Linked DNA regions of Homo sapiens: region 2 is linked to region 1. A link is a loop called in an ENCODE intact Hi-C map of the cell type or tissue named here. Cell type or tissue: GM12878. All regions are shown on one strand. Links, peaks and the distances in the headings refer to the core of each region. The heading gives the core; the rest is flanking DNA. Region 1 has its middle 180 kb from the start of LINC01153. Region 2 has its middle 150 kb from the start of FGFR2.

Region 1 (10,720 bases), core at 3,597-8,596:
CCTGGGCTCCTAGAGCCACACTGAGGCTCTGTAAAATCACAAGTGCCACCTGACAGATTCCTGTAAAAACGGGCCCAGCACGACAACAGTGCCATCCATGGAAGAGATTTCAGCCTAAAGAGAAAATGTTAAATTTCTCTTTTCCTCAAATTTCCTTATATCTAGCCCTGCAACCCTCTTTCCCAAGTTATGCTGGAGCTCAACTTCAAACTTTCTGGGAGTCACACAGAAAATGGTACAATGCTTGTCTAGACTAAAAACCATTCTCTGGGTAACTCTGTACTGAAGCAACATCATAAAAATGTGAATATGTAGAAGTCATTTTAAGACATATTTCTTTTCATTATAGCCTTCAGAAACATAGTCACTTGAAAGCTTTTTGTGCCTCTTAAAAGGATAATCCTCCCCCCCAACCATAAGTAAGGCACCTGAGTGTAACAATGTAAGTGATCCCTTACACAGGAAAAATGGCTGAGACATTTATTGATTCTCTACTTAGTCTCTATTTCATTATATTCATAAAATCTGTTGTAATTTTTAATAAAATCTCAGACAGCTTATGACTACAACTGACTACTTAGCAGTTAGTAAATCATTTCTTATTTCTAAGGGTTGCTCAATGTAACAGTCCAATGGAAGCATAACCATGGTAAGCTGCAGTTCAGATAAAGTCTAACTTGCTGGCTCTCCCATCCCTGCTGACAGGCAATGGAATGCAGACGTTCTGTTTCTAAGAGCTGTGTCACATCTGGTTCAGGTTGCTCGTGGTCCACAGTGGCCCACGTTCATTACCATCTAATAGCCGCTTGGCCTTTGTCAGGCGCTGTCTCAAGTCAAGCCTGAGGCCTGACACCCACATCTGCTGCACTTCTCTGAATCTTTGAATCTCTCCCCTCGTGACCTTCTCACTGGCTGCCACAGTGTCAAATGCACAGTAAGTCAAGCAGCCAGTCATTTGAATTAAGAGTCACAGACATCAGTGCTGACTGGGACCTTGGAGATCACAGGGTAGAGCCGACTCCTGTGGCAAACAGGATGGATGAAGCCATTTGTCCCAGGACAGCCCAGGAAGGTCTGACCTGGGGAATCATTGTGACATCTGGGGGGTGGAAGTGCAGTCTCAGCCAGACAGGGTGAGGGCCAGCTCAGTCACAAACCAGAGCTCTATTTTCCTCTCTTGCCTCAGTTTCCTCATTTGCAAAATGGAGATAACAGGAGTACCCACCTCTCGGGATGTTTGTGAAGATTAAATGAGTTTATATTTGTGACACCCTTAGAGCCCAGCTACCACTGTTTGTTAAACGAATGAATAAAAAGTAAATAGATTAATAAATAGCCCTTTTAAATATTAACAGGGATTTTCAATTTTTCTTTGTTAAAACTGAGGAAGTCTTTCTTTAAATAAAATCTCACTCAGAAGCCATATATCTGTACTTTAAAAATGTGTGCATATATACATATATAACGAAGATCTTTACAATGATTAAAATCAGAACTATTATAAATACACACACAGCATTTCATCTGAGACTTCACTCTCCTTTGTCACACGAAGGCAAAGCTCCTCCTGTTATGGTCACTGCTCAGGCAGCTCTGGACTGAGGCTGAGGAAACCCTGGACCACTGTCTACCAAGCCTGAGAGCTTTGAGGTCACAGGGCCAACGCCAGGAGTCAGGTCGCAGTGCATGGGCAATGGTCTGGTCAGCTCAGGAATGTTTCGAGGGGAATGACCACTTTGCCTGATGCCCTTGAATGGCTCTGGATTTCCCATAGATGCCACAAGAAGGATGTGGCTTCTGTTCTGGAAGCTGATGGGCCAATATGGCTGCTTGGGAGGGTGAGAACTTCCCCCATTTCTAAAATCTCGCCATGGAGGTCACAACTGACCACAGTGGGCATCTGAGTAGAATCTAGGAACAGCCCGTCACCCACAGTGACAGGACAGTTTCATGATCAGGCAAGTGGTCATGTAGGTGTCTCAGGAATGTCCTGGCAGGCTTCGAAAAATGGGTCTGGGATGTTGGGAGGAGTGGACTTTGATCTCAGAAGCAGACAGCACAGCACCTTCAGGAAGCCATATATTCCTTTTTTCTCATCCTTTTGTAAATGTCATGTAAACAGAAAAATACAAATAAAATTTTAAATTAAAAAAATTTTTTTTAATTTTAAGTTCCAGGATACATGTGCAGAACACACAGGTTTGTTACATAAACATGTGCCACGGTGGTTTGCTGCTCCTATCAACCCATCACTTATGTATTAAGCCCTAGACGCATTAGCTATTTATCCTGATGCCCTCCCTCTCCCCACACCCTCAACAGGCCCTGATAAATTAAAAATTAAAATACAAAAAAAAAAAAAGAGGAACTGTTTTTTTCCCTTTTAAGGTCATTTTTTTTCTTCCTCCTCCCTTGACTGTCAATTTTATCTGTTTTGCATATGGTAAAATGTCATTACTTCAGATCCTGCTTACTAAGAACCAGGATAATTCAGACAGAAATGGGACTGAAATTAACATGAGCCTCCTTCATTGGAAAGGGAACATGCAAAGCCAAGGCAGGAATCGCTTCTAGGTTCATAATTCACACCACTGCCAGGGCGTTCATTGATTTCATTGGTGGGGCTTTATGGATTGTGGTGATCCATGTTGCAGACCACCCAATACGAAAATAAACTCAACTACTAATTCTTTCAGCACACAGCCACACTGAATGAAACCAAGAGTAACAGTAGGCAGACCACCCTCCATTGCAAGAGGCAGTGTGTGTGTCGAGTCTCAGAGCTGCTGGTCTGCCGCCTCGCCAGACCCAGGAGGGCTGTGGACCCAGGCACTCCCCAGAGGCAGCCAAAGCACCTGGGCCAGTGTGAGCCTTCGTCCTCTTACCTGTTAAGAGCATCCTTCCATCCTAAGAGGTGACAATCCATTTATTCAATGCCTGTTTGGAAGATCATTCAACATTCATTCAATAAACATATTCTGAGTACCCAAGAAGTACAACATGAGAACCAAGAAGAAAAAAACAAGGAAGAGAAATAGGCGGCAGCAGCAGCAGAGAAAAGATAAACTTCCTGCTCTAAAAAGTCCCCAGCCCTAGGGAACAACAGAAACACCAAACTAACAAGAAGCCTGCAGGCACTAGAACCTGAGGTGCAAATGGGTCTCAAAGACACACACAAGCAAGAAAGGGATGTGTGGCACTTTCTCAGAGAAAGTGCCCTTCTAAAGAGATAGGAAGAACGGGCCAGGTGTGGTGGCTCACGCCTGTAATCTCAGCACTTTGAGAGGCCTGAGGCAGGTGGATTACTTGAGGTCAGGAAGTCGAGCCCAGTCTGGCCAACATGGTAAAACCCCATCTCTACTGAAAATACAAAAATTAGCTGAGCGTGGTTGTGCATGCCTATAATCCCAGCTACTCAGGAGGCTGAGGCAGGAGAATCACTTGAACCCGGAGGCAGAGGTTGCAGTGAGATCTCACCACTGCATTCCAGCCTGGGCAACAGACAGAGACTCTGTCTCAAAAAAAAAAAAAAAAAAAAAAAAAAAAGATAAAAAGAAATTCATTTAATGCAGAAGTTGGAAGAAAACATTCTCAATAGAGGAAACAGAATAAGCACTCTTCCTAGTACACAGTAGGTGCTCAACACACTCGTGTGCAGTAAATATCAAAAGGCGCATTCTTCTCTTATCATCAAAAGAAGCCCCCAGTATTCTAATCCTTGGAAATCCAGAACATAGAACATTCATTGAAAAGGATAAGTCAATATTTAAAAGAATTCATTTAAACTTTATCCAAAAAGCTTTTGAAAGTGGTATATACAGGGAGAAGAAACCTAATTTAGACTCCACTTTCTCATTGTTTCATTAAATACTTTTTTAAAGCTGAATATATCTGTGAAAGCATGTCTTCAGACTCCAGAAAACATTTCACAACTGTTATATCTGACAAACTTAGCTAAGGCCCCAGGATAAAACATGATTATCTTTTTTTTTTTTTTTTTTTTTTTTGGAGACGGAGTCTCGCTCTGTCGCCCAGGCTGGACTGCAGTGGCGCGATCTCGGCTCACTGCAAGCTCCGCCTCCCAGGTTCACGCCATTCTCCTGCCTCAGCCTCCCGAGTAGCTGGGACTACAGGCGCCCGCTACCACGCCCGGCTAATTTTTTTTATTTTTAGTAGAGACGGGGTTTCACCGTGTTAGCCAGGATGGTCTCGATCTCCTGACCTCGTGATCCGCCCGCCTCGGCCTCCCAAAGTGCTGGGATTACAGGCGTGAGCCACCGCGCCCGGCCAAACATGATTATCTTTAGATTTCCAAAAAAAGTTTCCTTCCGATAAACTTGATTAGGAGAATTGGTAGATGGAATTTTGTTTTTAAAAGGGTATCAGGCCGGGTGTGGTGGCTCATGCCTGTAATCCCAGCACTTTGGAAGGCAGAGGCAGGTGGATCACTTGAGGTTAGGAGCTCAAGACCAGCCTGGCCAACATGGTGAAACCCTGTCTCTAAAAATACAAAAAGTAGCCAGCCATGGTGGTGGATGCCTGTTAATTCCAGCTACTCAGGAGGCTGAGGCAAGAGAGTCACTTGAACCCGGGAGGCAGAGGTTGCAGTGAGCCGAGATCATACCACTGCACTCCAGCCTGAGCGACAGTGCGAGACTCCATCTCAAAAATAAAAAAAATCAAAAGGTATCAGAGGATAGCCATCCTATCAGGAATAATGTTAGAACATTCCAGGGAGAAATCAAAGAACAAAGTCACTCTTTGCTTCACTCTAAAGGGAATAAAGTTTGTTTCATCCAGCTGATTTCATTTAAAAATATTAATAACTCACCAGACCACAAATGTATTGATCCTAAAGGTCAGCACCTGTCCCTAGTTCATGCTAGCCCAGCTGGGCTCTCTATGAAGGGAAAGTATATCATATGAGTCAGTCACTTCCTAAGACCAAAATTATATCTGCATTCAGTAAACATGGGTCTCCTTGAAAACCCTCACTGGAAATCCTAAGAGGGTTAGGATATACAGGAAACTCTAATTGGTACTCAGGATTTTATTTTGGGGGTGCAGATAAAGACTGAGAAAAAGAACGAATTTGAAATAGCCATTGCATGGAAGAGTTTACCTAACACATGAAGGAGAGGGTTGTGTAACTATAATGCCCCACAATTCTCCCTTCATGCAGAAGCATAACCATTTCTTTGCCCAAAATTTGAAATGAACCCAAACAAAAAAATTTGAGATTCCGAAAGTATCACTTCACTCTTTCGATATTATTCTTCAGTTCTGTATGTCACCCTGTTTCCCTGTTCCGGCCAACCCCTGCCAAAATACACAGGGAGGCCTGTTCTCACGCTGCTGCCCAGACCAGGAGCAGGAAGCTCCAGAAAGCCTTCTTGTGAAATCAAAGCTCCATTTGCATACCCAAGAGTTTAGATAAAAGCCATGTGATGTGCTCAAGTGTGAGGCGCTCCTGGGAGCCCAGTTTGGCAGAATGGAGATTTATCTGAGGTTGTCAGTGCCACCTCCAGAGGCCTTCTTCAGGCACAGCCTTGAATTCTCTCCTCCCTTCTCTTCTAATGGCATCAAGAGGGCTTTAATAAGGTCCTCACCACCACGTTGATTCCGTAGAACCCAACAACCCAAGTTCTTGATTTACATAATTTCTTACCTGTACACTGCCTTCATTTAAAAGGGGATTGGCCAGGTGCGGTGGCTCATGACTGTAATCCCAGCACTTTGGGAGGCCGAGGCAGGTGGATCACTTGAGGTCAGGAGTTCGAGACCATCCTGGCCAACATGGTGGAACCTCAACTCTACTAAAAATACAAAAATTAGCCAGGTACAGTGACACGCACCTGTAATCCCAGCTACTCAGGAGGCTGAGTCAGGAGAATCGCTTGAACCTGGGAGGCAGAGGTTGCAGTGAGCTGAGATTGCACCACTGCCCTCCAGCCTGGTGATAGAGTGAGATTCCATCTCAAAAAAATGTTAAAAAGGCAGGGGCGATTGAGGGTGACCAACAGCAACAGGCCGATAATGAAATCATGAAGGCTTTTGAGCACTGAACCTTCACCTAACACTGTACCAGGTGCCCAATTAAGTCCTCACATCACTCTGTGAGGATGGTAGAATTATTAGTACCATTTTACAGATGAGGAAACTGAAGCTGAAAGAGCTTACACGTAATTTGCCAAAGAAATGTAGTGTGTTAGTAGAGGAGCCAGGATTCAGAACCATTTATCCAGAGATTGCCCACTTAGCTCCATGCTGGAGTGGTGACAAGGTTTCATTCAAAAAAGTCATGCCGAGGTCTGTTCAGTTCACATCCTGAGCACTGTTTACCATTAAAGACAACAGAAACTGATGCCCAAGAAGTTCTAGGAGGAACACAATTTTTTAAGTTTCATCATGTTCATTACGCAGCACTGTACCATCAGGAAAGATTCGACAATCGTAGAACAGTTTTCCAACAAGAATTACAATTTTGAAGGCTTCCTGGTTGACCCCTAGAAGGCTAGATCACTGAGCGCCCCCTTACCCCAAGACCTTCACAGCGATCACTTCACAATGCACTGGGCGTGTCCACGTGACTTCACACATCAGCCAGTGAGGTCTGGCCTCTGTCACCAAACAAGGACTTTTACTTTAACCATCAGCATATGCCAGCAGAGGCATCTGAATGTGATTATCCAGAACACAAACACACACAAAGGATTTCTGTTTTTTTGAACCTGAGATGTGAGACCCAAGTGTCTCAGCTACCATGCTTTTTGCTATGATCAAGGGTGCAATGTCTTGTCATTTTGTGAACTGGGCTGCAGAGCCAAGGAAACCTGGCTCTACATCCCAGCCAGGAGCATGAATTTCTTCCCAAAGGAAACCTAAAATGGGTACAGAGTATCAGGAGACAAAAAACATATCGGGAGCTAATAGGATGTAGGGTGGGAAAAGATTTGGAAGAAGTACAACCTCTCTCTTCACTTCCCAAATGGTTCCCACCATGGACCAGACAGCATAAGATGGAATGGGGCTGATATTGGGAGAGACAGGACCATAAATCTAGAACAATTAAACAGAAAGGAGGTTTTTATAGTTTATCCGAAATTTTCAAGCGTCTGACTTTTTCAGCATTTGTTTTTGTTGGTGTTCATGTTGTGGGGGGCCTGATATGGTTGGGCTGTAATCCTTACCCAAATCTCATCTTGAATTGTAGCTCCCATAATTACCATGTGTTGTGAGAGAAACCCAGTGGGAGATAGTTGAATCACGGGGGCAGTTTCGCTCATACTGTTCTCCTGGTAGTGAATAAGTCTCACAAGATCCGATGACTTTATAAGGGAAAATCCCTTTCACTGATTCTCAACTCTCTCTTGCCCGCTACTACGTGTGTCTTTTGCCTTCCGCCATGATTGTGAGGCCTCCCCAGCCACGTAGAACTGTGAGTCCATTAAACCTCTTTTTCTTTATAAATTACCCAATCTCAGATATGTCTTTATCAGCAGTGTGAAAACAGACTAATACAGGGGCTTATTGAGGGCTCTTTGTTACAGAAGTTTGTAATACTTGTCAGCCTTTAAACATACGAAGAGTTCTAGAACTCCTAGTACGGGTGAGGGGGTATCTTCCTGTCCCTACAGCTTTCTTGAAGCTCCCTCTCCAAAAAAAAAAAAAAACAAAAATAAAAAACAAAACAAAAAAAAACAGCTTCTAACATCCTTAACAACAGATCTTTACCTGGTGCTTGAAGCACCACATACATTCACACAAGGTGACTTCCGCCATCAGAGGCTGCTGTGGGGAGGCCTCTCATCCCTTATTAAGTTGAACACCGTCTCCCTGTAGCTTCCACCCGCTTGTTCTGGTTTTGTCCGTTGGCACTGCAGTAAATAAAGAAGTCTAGCCCCTCTGCCAGAGTGATGGCTCTTGGTCCCTGTCTTTCATGGTGAAGTCAGCCCAGCTAGGTTTGGAAGACATCTGTGGTTCAAATCAAATGCAAGGGACAGTTTTACAAATAAACTATGGAGGAAGGAAAACCACTCACTTATCTACCACAAGTCATTCACTCTCTTCTCCTGTAGAAATAAAAATACCAACACACTTGATAAAGTTCCTTGTCTTCTCTTATTTCTAACTTCTATAGCCCATCCCTGTATTCCCTAGAAGGTTAGAATGTGAGAGCTGAAAGGAGAGATCATAGGGTTTATTTTACAGGGACAGGAGACTGAGCCCCGGACACCAAATGTCCTGCCTATGTACCTAGGATGACCGATTTCCTGAACCAAAAGCAGGGACACACTGTCTGGCAAGCATGGATGAGCCTGGGGAGGCAGTGGAGAATATTTGACACTGGAACTCTTCCAAATAAATTGGGATGTGGACTAATGCTGCAGGAATAAGACAATAAACTATGCCTTCCTTACATACCTCAAAGGATTGAGATAAAAAGAACAAGAGATAATAAATATAACTTAATGTGAGATAAAGTACAAAGCAAGAAACATTTCCTATACCCGACTCCCCAGCTGCTTTTCTCACTCTGTCCTTGTGAGAGGTGACAGCGTGCTGGCAGTCCTCACAGCCCTCGCTCGCTCTAGGCGCCTCCTCTGCCTGGGCTCCCACTTTGGCGGCACTTGAGGAGCCCTTCAGCCCACCGCTGCACTGTGGGAGCCCCTTTCTGGGCTGGCCAAGGCCGCAGCCAGCTCCCTCAGCTTGCGGGGAGGTGTGGAGGGAGAGGTGCGGGTGGGAACTGGGACTGCGCGCGGTGCTTGTGGGCCAGCCCGAGTTCCAGGTGGGCGTGGGCTCTGGGACCCCACGCTCGGAGCGGCCGGCGGGCCTGCCGGCCCCGGCAGTGATGGGCTTAGCACCTGGGCCAGCAGCTGCTGTGCTCAACTTCCCGCCGGGCCTTAGCTGCTTTCCCGCAAGGCAGGGCTCAGGACCTGCAGCCCGCCGTGCCTGAGCCTCCCCACCCCCTGCTCCTTTGGCTCCTGTGCGGCCCAAGCCTCCCCGACGAGCGCCGCCTCTGCTCCAGGGCGCCCAGTCCCAACGACGACCCAAGGGCTGAGGACTGGGGAGCATGGCGCGGGACTGGCAGCTCCACCTGCAGCCCCAGTGCGGGATCCACTGGGTAAAGCCAGCTGGGCTTCTGAGTCTGGTGGGGACGTGGAGAACTTTTATGTCTAGCTCAGGGATTGTAAATACACCAATCTGCACTCTGTATCTGGCTCAAGGTTTGTAAACACACCAGTCAGCACCCTGTGTCTAGCTCAGGGTTTGTGAATGCACCAATCAACACTCTGTATCTAGCTAATTTGGTGGGGACCTGGAGAACCATTGTGTCTAGCTCAGGGATTGTAAACGCACCAATCAGCTCCCTGTCAAAACAGACCACTGGGTTCTACCAATCAGCAGGATGTGGGTGGGGCCAGATAAGAGAATACAAGCAGGCTGCGCGAGCCAGCAGTGGCAACCGTCGGGTCCCCTTCCACACTGTGGAAGCTTTGTTCTTTCTCTCTTTGCAACAAATCTTGCTGCTGCTCACTCTTTGGGTCCACAGTGCCTTTATGAGCTGTAACACTCACTGCAAAGGTCTGCACCTTCACTCCTGAAGCCAGCGAGACCACGAACCCACCAGAAGGAAGAAACTCCGAACACATCCGAACATCAGAATGAACAAACTCCGGACACACCGCCTTTAAGAACTGTAACACTCACTGTGAGGGTCCACGGCTTCATTCTTGAAGTCAGTGAGACCAAGAACCCACCAGTTCCGGACACAATTGCCCCTGGAACACCCTCCACCCTCCATCCATTTTTACATGTTCAGATTGTAGGATTTAGGTCAGATAACAGAGCAGGAGTTTAAGAGTCAATCTGACCTGGATTCAAATCTTATCTCTGAATTTTGTAGTTCTATGACCTAGAGCAAATTCCCTCTCTGAGATTTGGTTCCCTCATTTATAAAATGATAATAATTACTATTAAGAATTGAGGCCAGGCGCAGTGGCTCACATCTGTAATCTCAGCACTTTGGAGGGCTGAAGCGGGCAGATCACATGAGGTCAGGTGTTCGAAACCAGCTTGGCCAACATGGTGAAATCCCATCTCTACTAAAAATACAAAAAATATTAGCTGAGCATGGTGGTGGGCACCTGTAATCCCATCTACTCCGGAGGCTGAGGCAGGAGAATTGCTTGAACCCGGGAAGCAGAGGTTGCAGTGAGCCAAGATTGAGCCACTGCACTCCAGCCTGGACGACAGAACAAGACTCCATCTCAAAAAAAAAAAAAGAAAGAAAGAAGGAAAGAAGAAAAAACAATTGAACTAGAAAATCCAAAATTTAGAATACATTGCAATTCCCTTCAACGGATTATGTTCTTAGTTAGCTAACAGTACGTACACAAATCACTCCAGAATGTTGACAGTTGCTTTTATTTTCTCAGCTATTTATTTGTAATTTCGGCTCAGGCCCTGCTTTCAGACGTTCTCCCTCCTGGACAGGTAGCATTAGCTGAGTCAGTATAGGAGGGATACTGGGAAGACAGGAGTGAAATGAAAGAGAAAAATGCATAAGTGAGGAAATGAATGAAGAAAATAACACCTCTGAACCCCCAGTACCCAGCACATAGTAGCAAAGTTTTATATTAATGTAATTTTTTAAAATGACAATTAAAGGTATAATGAAAGAGGGAAGCATAGGGCTGGGGGTGACGGATCCAGAGAA
Region 2 (10,720 bases), core at 2,890-7,889, 87 kb after region 1:
CAAAGTTCCCACAAGCATCCCTCACTTTCCCCTCCCGCAAGTATGTGCTGATCACGTTCGTTACACAGGTACACGGGACAAGTCAGCACGTGTTGAAAACTTACCATGTCCCAGTAATCTATATGCAAATCTCATCCAAATTTATAATATTTATAAAAGGTAAGAAATTGTGTCTTCATTTTATAGGAGGTGGGGAAACTGAGGCTCAGAAAGGCTAAATATTAATAGTCAACACCCAGTCAACTGGAAGATGCAGTGGTGGCCAAAAACCTGAGATCCAAAGCCCACGTTCTATCCACCTCGTCACTCTGTCTTCCACCTCTAGCCAAATCACACTGATTATCTCAGCTCACCTGCTTTTTCCCTCCTGTGCTGATTTATTTCTTCAGTTTACATCCAACTGAGTCCCTTCTACTCAAGCAGCTTCTTTATCTGCAAATACCCGCTGGGGGAGATCTTAAGACTACACCCACCCAGAAATGTGTTTCTTTCAGCTTGAGCATACATGCCCAAGCCGGCCCTCTGGGTCCCTAAAACTTTGCCTCGCAGCGTGAACCACTTTCTCCAGTAGCTTCTCAGCCATTCCACTAACATTTCTAGTCTCTTTCTAACCCCTTGGTATTCCAAATCCTGCTGGCTTCCAAGACTACCTGCAGCTCTTATTACTTTCCTGTCATTGACTTCGTGCTGAGGTTTCTAACTACCCAGTACAGATCCCAAGCTTTCATTTCTTTTTCTGTCCTTGGAATCTAAAACATCTCCCAATTTACTACCATCTGCTACCTTAATTAATAGGCTGTTTACCTCCCCTGTAAGACCTTGCAGAGATTCTCTTGGACTCCATCCCTAACTTTGTGCTCATTGCAGGCTCTCATTAGTCTTGGTTTATAATCCAGCTTTCAATCTATTTGACAGCTCTCATCTCCAAGCCAATTTGAATTACATTTTTCTCGTAAAATTTCATAAGACACAAATACGCTTTATTCGAGCCTGGAACAAATTACATCTACAACATTCCCTTTGTCCACTCCTTTTATAATTTGAAAGGAACCAAAAAAAAGAAGAAAAGAATATCAATCTGGCTTCTTTGATATAAATTCACTGATTCCTTCTCTGCATGGAAGTCTCAGGTTTGCACGATTATCTCCAAGGAGTTCTCTCTTCTACATAACATAACAGGGTGCCTTCCACCAGCCCCCCTTTACTCCACCATCCTCATTGGCAGATTTGTATTGCACACAGTGCAATCATAGCCAAATGCATGATCAAAACCGCAAATGAATAAAGTGACTGGTTTTATACCCTTAACTGCCAACATCATTTACCAATGATTAGTTGCTCAGAGTGGAAAACAATCCATTATTAGAATTTTTGTTGCTGTGACCTGACATGGTCATTGCTGCAAGTGTTTCCTCAAAATGCAATTGTCCTCTGCTCTTTCTTCATATCTAAAGCATGAAGAAGGGCAAGAGGGAAGAGCCAGCATCAAGTTCCATCTGTGAGGCAGGTTCTGAGTGTGCACTTGGCTTCTTAAGTTTCATTTCAGTAGTGAGTTTTAAACTGGCTTCATCCGCATCTCCTGAAGGTTTTGGTAAAGACGCAGATTTCCAGGCCTCACTCCTATATATTCTAAATCAGGAGTTGTGGAGCGGGACTCAGGAATCTGTTTTCCTAAAGCCTCACAAAGCACTGTTGATTACTAAGTGAATTTGGGAAGCACCAATTTCTTTTTCTTTTTCTTTCTTTTCTTTTTTTTTTTTTTTTGAGAGAGTCTCGCTCTGTTGTTCAGGCTGGAGTTCAGTGGAGCGATCTAGGTTCGCTGCAACCTCCACCCCCTGGGTTCAAGCAATTCTCCTGCCTCAGCCTCCCGAGTAGCTGGGATTACAGGCACCTGCCACCATGCCCGGCTAATTTTTGTATTTTTAGTAGAGATGGGGTTTCACCATATTGGCCAGGCTGGTCTTGAACTCTTGACCTCAAGTGATCCACCTGCCTTGGCCTCCCAAAATGCTAGGATTACAGGCATGAGCCACTGTGCCCAGCCGGGAAGCACCAAATTTTCAAAGCAGCCCAGAAATATCAACTTCAGCCTTTTTTGTCAGCCATTTGTTAGATGAGATGAGCAAATGAAAGCTCAGAGAGGTTCATTTGCCCAATGTCACAAACTAGGACATGATATGCCCAGCATTAATGAATGTGCTATAGAATTCTGGAGCCCATGCTTTCTCCATGATCCCACAAAGCTTCCATTTGATGGGAAACTTAATTTTTTTTTGGTATGGTCAATGGGGAAACCTTAGTATCATTTTTATGATGATGAATATTTAGCACTGCCAAAAGACATTTGGTGCACATCAATGTTCATAGCTGCATTATTATAAGAGCCAAAATGTGGAAATAACTCAAGTACATGTCAACAGATAAATGGATAAACAAAATGTAGCATATCCACACAATGGAATATTATTCACCCAGAAAAAAAGAATGAAATTCTGATGCACGCTACAACATAGATGAACCTGGAAAATATTATACTAAGTGAAATAAGCCAGACACAAAAGAACAAATATTGTATGATTCCACTTATAGGAGCTACCTAGAATAAGCAAATTCATACAGATAGAAAGAATAGTGGGCCGGGTGTGGTGGCTCACGCCTGTAATCCCAGCACTTTGGGAGGCCGAGGCAGGCAGATCACCAGGTCAGGAGATTGAGACCATCCTGACTAACACGGTGAAACCCCGTCTCCACTAAAAATACAAAAAAAATTAGCCAGGCATGGTGGCAGGCGCCTGTAGTCCCAGCTACATGGGAGACTGAGGCAGGAGAATCGCGTGAACCTGGGAGGTGGAGCTTGCAGTGAGCCGAGACCATGCCACTGCACCCCAGCCTGGGTGACAGAGCAAGACTCTGTCTCAAAAAAAAAAAAAAAAAAAAAAATAGTGGTCACTAGGGGCTGGGGGAGGGGGAATGGGAAATTATTATTCAATGGGTGTAGAGTTTCTATTTCGGATGATGAAAAAGTTCTGGAAATGAATCGTGGTGAAAGTTATACAACGTTGGGAATGTACCTAATGTCACTGAATCATACGCTTTAAAATGGTCAAAATGGTACATTTCACATTGTGTGTATTTTATCACAATTTTTAAAAGCATAAAAAAGATATGTGAAAACAGCAGGAGACTAAGCCATCTATATATGCCCCCTGAAACACACCCTAAGAGTAAGACCATGGAATAAACCGGAGACTTTCTTCTATTTTCCTCCAAAGTTGAATGAAAAACAGATTTCTGGTTAATTGAGGGTCCCAGCTGCTCGTGGCTTCACTGTTTGAGTCTGAGCTCATTTCTTCTAAGAGAAAGAATGACTGGGAGCATTTTGGCACGTAGAGGATGAAGTAACCCTGCATGATGGGGCAAATGCCCTCACCTGGGGCATCGGGAGGTATGAAGGTGACTCTGCCACTCCCCTGAGGGATCATCACTTAGATGAATTTGGATGTCAGTTTCTCATCCGGAAGAAGGGAGTGCCCTGGCTGGTGTTTTGCAGGACACCCCCCAGTTCCTCTAGTAGCAGTCCTGTGCTGAGTTGAGCCCATGACCCAAATTGAGCAAACCAACATCCTTCCCCCAGAAATTTCTTTTCTTTTCTTTTCTTTTCTTTTTATTAGCTACAAAGTTGTAACCCTGAAGGTACCAGCAGCCCTGGCAATCCCAGGTGGATAAGCTTCCACGGTTGCCAAGAGGGGCCATAGGCAGCTTGAGTCAGCAGAGCCTCTGCTCCAGCACAGGCTCCCATGATCCTGGAGCTGCTTGGCCCCAGGAGTCCACCCTTCAGTCCCAGGACCCCCGACCCATCCTCCATCCCCTCCATAGGCCCCTCTTGTTCTTGGGCAGAGTTGCTGGCACCTGCAACACAAGGAATCCTGACTACCATGGTGGAAATTTGATTAAATGATTGCTAGGATTTCTTGTGGTTGTTTTTTTTTTTTTAAGACGGAGTCTCACTCTGTCACCCAGTCTGAAGTGCAGTGGTGTGATCTCGGCTCACTGCAACCTCCGCCTCCCAGGTTCAGGCTATTCTCTTGCCTCAGCCTCCCTAGCAGCTGGGACTACCGGTATGCGCCACCACGCCCAGCTAATTTTTGTATTTTGAGTAGAGTCAGGGTTTCACTATGTTGACCAGGCTGGTCTTGAACTCCTGACCTCAAGGATCCACCCACCTTGGCCTCCCAAAGTGCTGGGATTACAGGTATGAGCCACCACACCTGGTCTCTTCTGGTTTAAAAAAGCAAAACAAACAAAACCTAAAAGCAGATTTAAATCCTCTAATCCTGAAAAAGTCACCCCATACCAATTTAACTGTAAGAAAGTTTCCCTTTGCGAAGAAAGTATCCCATCTGAGACTCAGAGTGGCCAGCCCAGATAATGCTAAGACCCTTTATGGCTCCAAATCCTCCCATTCAAAGACCAGATGAGAGTGGAAGATAGGAGAGGGAGAATAATGGAATAATTCAAACCAATGTGGATTTTAAATTTGTTTCGAGGATTTATTTAAGGGTGTTTTCTCCTCCTCTATGTTTTTCTAGATGATTACTATCTTCAAGGAAAATGTGATTGCATCCTCCAGATCAAAGATACTGAAACTGGATGCTTATAAAGAAGATTTTAGGCACATAAAGGTTATGGCATCTGTGGTTCTACAATGAAAAATGCAACCTGTTCTGTCTGAGAAGGAAAGGGAGCAAGAATCTCCCGTGCAAGTCTGGCGTTCAGTTCTAGCAGAGGGAGTCACCAGCTGGAGAAGAAATGCAACAATTGTCCACCCCCACATATCCTATGGCTGTGTCTTTTTTTTATTACAGTGGACACTGCAGTGAGGGACACCCACTCTCATGGTGGAAAACGAGCCAGCTAATTTAATATCACCATGAAGGAAACTGCTACTAATCTAGGCATGGAAGTAAATCAACAGTGGATCCTGAAAGCTAGGAAAAGAGAGCTAAGTTAAGCAAGAATGGCCAAGGCAGCGGGAACAGTGTATGTTTTAAACTTCAGGTTTTGTTAGCAAGACTTTTGTCCTCTTTTAATAGTTAACCTGACCCCAGCTCAAGAATCCAAGATACTGAGTAGTCTATTGTGCACCTGCAGAAAACTTTCAAACCCTTAATGACTTATAATCTTGGTTTCAGCAATCATCTCAGTAATTCTGGTATGACTCTCCTCCCTCACAGCTCTCAGATGCTCCAGACCCACCTACAGCTCATCTCCAGCAGGAGATCTTGGGTTTTACGATTTTAAAACGTAGCTTGAAAAAGTCTCCATCTTATCTCGGAGCAGAAGTGGTGTCACTTGCCAGCCCAAATATTCTAGTAAGTTTCTCCCTCACTCAGCTGCCACCACTCTTTTGTGCAGCCCAGCCAGGCTCCTGCAGAGATAAAAATACAACTCATTTAGGTCAATGATTAAATTGAAAGTTATAATATTACCAATTAAGTTTGAGCAAAGAGGGGGGTAAAAAAAACACAAATCCTTTAGGAGGGTCACCGCAATGCCTGTCTTCACAAATAGCACTGCCGCCACTCCCCACCTGAATGTGGAGTCTCATGAAAGCACCTAAGGAAAGCTCCCCCACGCCTTGTCACTAGGGTCTCCACTTTCAGTCTCAGAACAACTACTTATTGTCTCCTAAGCTCATTTTTATCTGAGAGTCCGTGTGCTCACTGGGCTGTGGAGAAACCTTCCAGAGTCAAGCACATTTCTTGAGCCTGCCAGTCCCAAAGGGGTTGAGGAAGAGGCTGTGCACTGGGTAAAGAAATGCAGGAGCCAAGCTGGGAATTATTCAGAGTGTGTATAAGCCAGGTGTGGTGAAGACGGGTGACAAAATAGGTATTAAGGTAAGGCATATTGGACAACAGGACCATGGCTAGGTGGAGTGGGGCATCTCCACTGCAAACTGCTACCATTCTCAGGTGCAAATTCTGCACTTGCCTGGGCCTGAGTGTAAGTACCTGAGATGGATGGTCTAGGTGCCTCTCTTGCTGCACCTAGCCCCAGCCTTGTGGTTTACAATTCCCCAAGCATAGCAATAACAGGTTCCATTCCTCTAGCTTGGCTGCATTTAAAATACAACTGGTCGGTGGGGAGGGATTACAGCACAAGCCGAAGCTTGTCTGCGGGAGTTGGCCATGAACTAATAGTCCACATACGGCAGCCTGCCACATCTTCCCACCCAACCCACCATCACCAAACACTGTCCTCTTGAGTTCCCAGCCAAAGGAAGTCCCCAGTGGTCTAGACAGAAGGGCTGGGCCCCCTCCCAGTTCTCACTCCAGCAGATTCTCCAGCTGCAGAAAGTGACACACATTGTTCCTGCTCCATTGTGCGTTAGAGGGCCCATTATCCCTGTGATGATGGGCTGATAGTTCTCAACTCATTAAACAACGCTGGCAGTCTTTTAAACAATCCTCTAATTACTAGTCTCCCCACAGAATTACACCCTCCAAATCCCAGTTTGTGCTGCTGTAGACTTTTGGGAGCTAAAGTCGATGGGAGAAAAATCCCAAGAAAACATCTTGTCTGGGGTAATGACTGTGCATGTGTATATGATCTCCCAGTAGAGCTGTTCAGGTAGGATAAGAGTTCAGAGGTTTCCACTGGACCAGCCCAAACCACAAAAGGTCTCTGGCTAAGGACCAAATTGGCAAGGGGAACTTTTTTTTTTTTTTTGGACGCAGTGATTTCTGGGGATTTTTAAGAGCTGCTTTGGTTTGGAGAAAAATGATTGGAAAATACAGAGAATTCCCATACACTCCCTTGCACGCCCTCATTTCTCCCTATTATTAAACCTTGCATTAGTGTGGTACATTTTTTACAACTGATATGCCAATATTGCTTCATTGCTATTAACTAAATGTTAATAGAATGTGGCACATTCTATGGGTTTCAACAAATATCTAATGATGTGTATCCGCCATTGCAGAATTACACCGAATAGTTTCACTGCCCTAAAAATCCCCCATGCTCCACCTACTCATCCCTCCCTCTCCCCAAAGCAGAAGGGGTATTTATCTCCTATTTACTAGAGAAATTTATATCGTTTTCTCTTTTTTCCCCTAAAAATAAATGGTGTTGACTTATTAGGACCATTGGTCCATCACAAAGCTGAGTTCGCAAAGTCTCATGAGGCCAGGCTAGGAACATCCAGTACACCCATGTCCCTTAAATAGTATAGAAAACATAGGATATTCACTGGAACATCAGGCAGCCTCCCTCCAGGATCCTGTGGCAGAGCCATAGAATCCTCATCTATTAGCCAATGAACAGGCACACATGAAGTCCAGGCTGCACCCAAGAGAACAGACAAGAATATTGGGAAACGGGTGCTGTGGCTCACGCCTGGAATCCCAGCACTTTAGGAGGCCAAGACGGGCAGATCACTTGAGGTCAGGAGTTTGAGACCAGCCTAACCAACATGATGAAACTCCATCTCTACTAAAAATACAAAAAAAAAAAAAAAAAAAAAATTAGCCAGGCTGATTGTGCATGCCTGTAACCCCAGCTACTCAGGAGGCTGAGGCATGAGAATCACTTGAACCCAGGAGGCAGAGGTTGCAGTGAGCCACTATCGTGCCACTGCACTCCAGCCTGGGTGACAGAGCGAGGCTCTGTCTCAAAAAATAAAAATAAATAAATAAAAAAAGAATACTGGGAAACAATGGGAAAAATGCAAAGAGAAGACAGAGCTTAGAAACATACAGCAGTGGTTCCCAAAGTATTGCCTGGGCACAGCTGGAGGACCCTGAAACCTTTACAGGAGTTTATGAGTACAAAACAATTTTTATAACAACACTAAGTTCTTCGCTTTTTTCAACTCTCATTATCTCAAAAGTGTACAGTAGAGTTTTCCAGAGTCTACATGATATGTAGTACCACAAGAGATCAAATGCATAAGCAGATATAAGAATCCAGCTGTTTTCTATTAAGGCAGACAATAAAGAATATTGCAATATGTAAAAAAAATTAAAAATGCCACTTTTTTCTTTGGGAAAATATACTTAATTTTTACTCTAAAAGTTATATATGTTAATATGTTATGGGTTGATTATTGCTATTTTTTATAATACTTTAAGTTCTGGGGTACGTGTGCACAACATGCAGTTTTGTTACATAGGTATACATGTGCCATGGTGGTTTGCTGCACCCATCAACCTGTCACCTACATTAGCTGTTTCTCTTAATGCTATCCCTCCCCTAACCCCCACCCACCGACAGGCCCCAGTGTGTGATGTTCCCCTCCCTGTGTCCATGTGTTCTCATTATTGCTATTTTATGTGAAATAATACTTTTAAGTTTTCCTCAGTTTTAATTCCCAATATAATAAATATTAACAGATATAACCCGCATTCCAAAAGCTTTTAGGAATCTCCAATAATTTTTAAGAGTATAAAGGAGTCCTGACACCAAAGTTTGAAAATCACCGACTTATAGCAAAGGATTTGGAGTTAGACAGACCTACCTTGAAAACCCAGGGCTACCATTGGGACTAGTTGTTTAACCCTCCCTCCCCCGAGCCTTGTTTATCTGTAAAATGGTGATAATACTGTTTATCTCATGGGGTGGTTGCAAAGATTAATGACCTGACATATAAAAAAGCACCCTGCAAGATGCCTGGTTTAGATGAAGCCATTGATAAACAGTAAAAGAGAAGAAAGAAGAAGAAAGAGGAAGCTTAAAACGTAGTCCCAGCTCTCAAAATGTCTATCTAGAGAAAAAGGTTGTAGTGTTGTGCATGAACCAACAGAAAAGAAACAAAGTGTCTTTATCCCTCTCTGTGTGTTACACGCAATGGTTTAGGGCTGAAATTGTGAGCCCTGAGAGATGGGGAGAGTTACAAGGGCAGAAGGGGAGGGTATTATTCTTCTGTTTGAGAGATCAGTATGAAGGCTCAGAAGAAGCAGGGAGCAGAGTCTTTCTGTGGAACAGACCAGTCAGCCTGCTCAGGTGAACACTTGTACACACGTGCACAGTCATGCACACATGTCCATACTGAGTATGTATGCATGGAAGTGATCACATCCAAAATCAAGCTTCTCATGTGATTATAATATAATTAACAGGACCGTGGTACCTCACAGCCTCATGAACACATTGTTACCAACCATCTTTCTGCTGCTTTTCGACCCTCTCTGCTCACTCAACCCTACACCCTAGCCAGAGATCTGGATACAGATCAGAGCCTGGGCATCTGTATGCAATGTAAACAGCTCCAGATGTGCAACCAGAGGAGAACGCACCAGTCCACTCTGGGCACCCAGCAAAGAACAGAGAGTTCCTGCTTTTAAGAGCTTACCTATAACACAACTGGAAAGATGAGGCATGAAAAAGTGACCAAGCTACTCTGCTATCAGCAGAGGAGGCTAATGGCCCAGGGAAGCAAGACTGCATTGTCACTGGGCCCAAGCAGAAACAAGATGGCACATTGAAGATAGAATAACCCAAGTTGGTTGTGGGCAGTGTGAGGCAGGACAGTACAGGAACACGGGGCTAACAGCAGCAGAGCCTTTGCCACCCCCAGGCCTGATGAAGTGAAGGAGGGCGCAGTTACTGCCCTCAGAGGAGCCTCATGTGGTAGGGCCAACTGGAGAGGAGCAGGGACCTTTGGTCAACAGGTAATGATAAGGCCACGTGTGGTGGCTGACACCTGTAATCCCAGCACTTTGGAAGGCCAAGATGGGAGGATCACTTGAGGTCAGGAGTCTGAAACCAGCCTGGCCAACATGGAGAAACCCCGTCTCTACTAAAAATACAAAAATTAGTGGGCATGGTGGTACACACCTGTAATCCCAGCTATTTGGGAGGCTGAGGCATGAGAATTGCTTAAACCCAGGAGGTGGAGGTTGCAGTGAGCTGAGATCACACCACTGCACTCTAGCCTGGGTGGCAAAGTGAGATGCTGTCTCCACAAAACAAAAACAAAAACAAACAAAAAAAACCCATAATGAATGCTGAGCTGTAAAGTGGCCTGTAAAGTGGCCAGACAGGATTCAAATCCAGGCCTATTGTACAAAAGCCTAGGCTTTGGCCATTTTATCATGCTGCCTCTTCCCAGAAAAAAAAGATATGTGAGTCTGGCATAAAAAGAATTCTCCTTGGGTGCCTGTATTAGCCAGGAGAAGTTAGGCTATTATGCAGTAACAAACACACCAAACATTTTAGAGCCTAACCTCCAAAGAAGTTTATTTCTTGCTCCCATTACATCTCCAGTGCAAGGGGACTCTGCTCATAGTCACTCAGGGACCCAGGCGCCATCTCAAACCGTGCCTTCACAGGTACCTCTGAAGGGTGGGGACACACAGGCAAGCCAAACTTCTTACCTACAAAGCTCCACATATGACTGCTACATACATTTTATTGGTGAGAGCAAGTCATAAGGCCCTACTGAACTTCATAGGGGTGGGTAAGTGCAGTTGTCCCAGGTACCATGTCTTAATGGCCTCCATGCTAACCTTTGCTTGCTCTTAGCCAAAAGTCCAAGACGCAATCTCCTTGCTTTCTTTGGGTTCTTACTCTACAGGGGACATTGCGCTAAGCAGTTTGCACGTATCACCTAATTTGAACCCCACAGCAACCTATGACTTAGTGTGTATTTATATCCTCACCTTACAAATGAAAGCTACAAGGCACAGAGAAGTTTAATTAATTTAATAATTTTCCCAAG

The links. Hi-C counts contacts between places; a loop is a spot of excess contacts. Peaks named below come from ENCODE experiments on the same cell type or tissue, not always from the same donor. Only the 100,000 strongest peaks of a DNase experiment are listed, where the experiment ranks them.
Region 2: a loop joins it to region 1, with 2.4 times the contacts of the local background. A loop is called at or near these places in 2 of 110 quality-filtered maps.

The regions. Positions count from the first base shown.
Region 1 is chr10:121,356,850-121,367,569 of GRCh38, forward strand. No RefSeq gene overlaps it. Among named protein-coding and RNA genes, the nearest start is that of LINC01153, 180 kb to the left of the region's middle. In GM12878, for the core only: no CTCF peak of the experiment used is centred there; no DNase peak of the experiment used is centred there.
Region 2 is chr10:121,444,124-121,454,843 of GRCh38, forward strand. No RefSeq gene overlaps it. Among named protein-coding and RNA genes, the nearest start is that of FGFR2, 150 kb to the right of the region's middle. In GM12878, for the core only: no CTCF peak of the experiment used is centred there; DNase peaks (open chromatin) are centred at 5,208 and 5,738.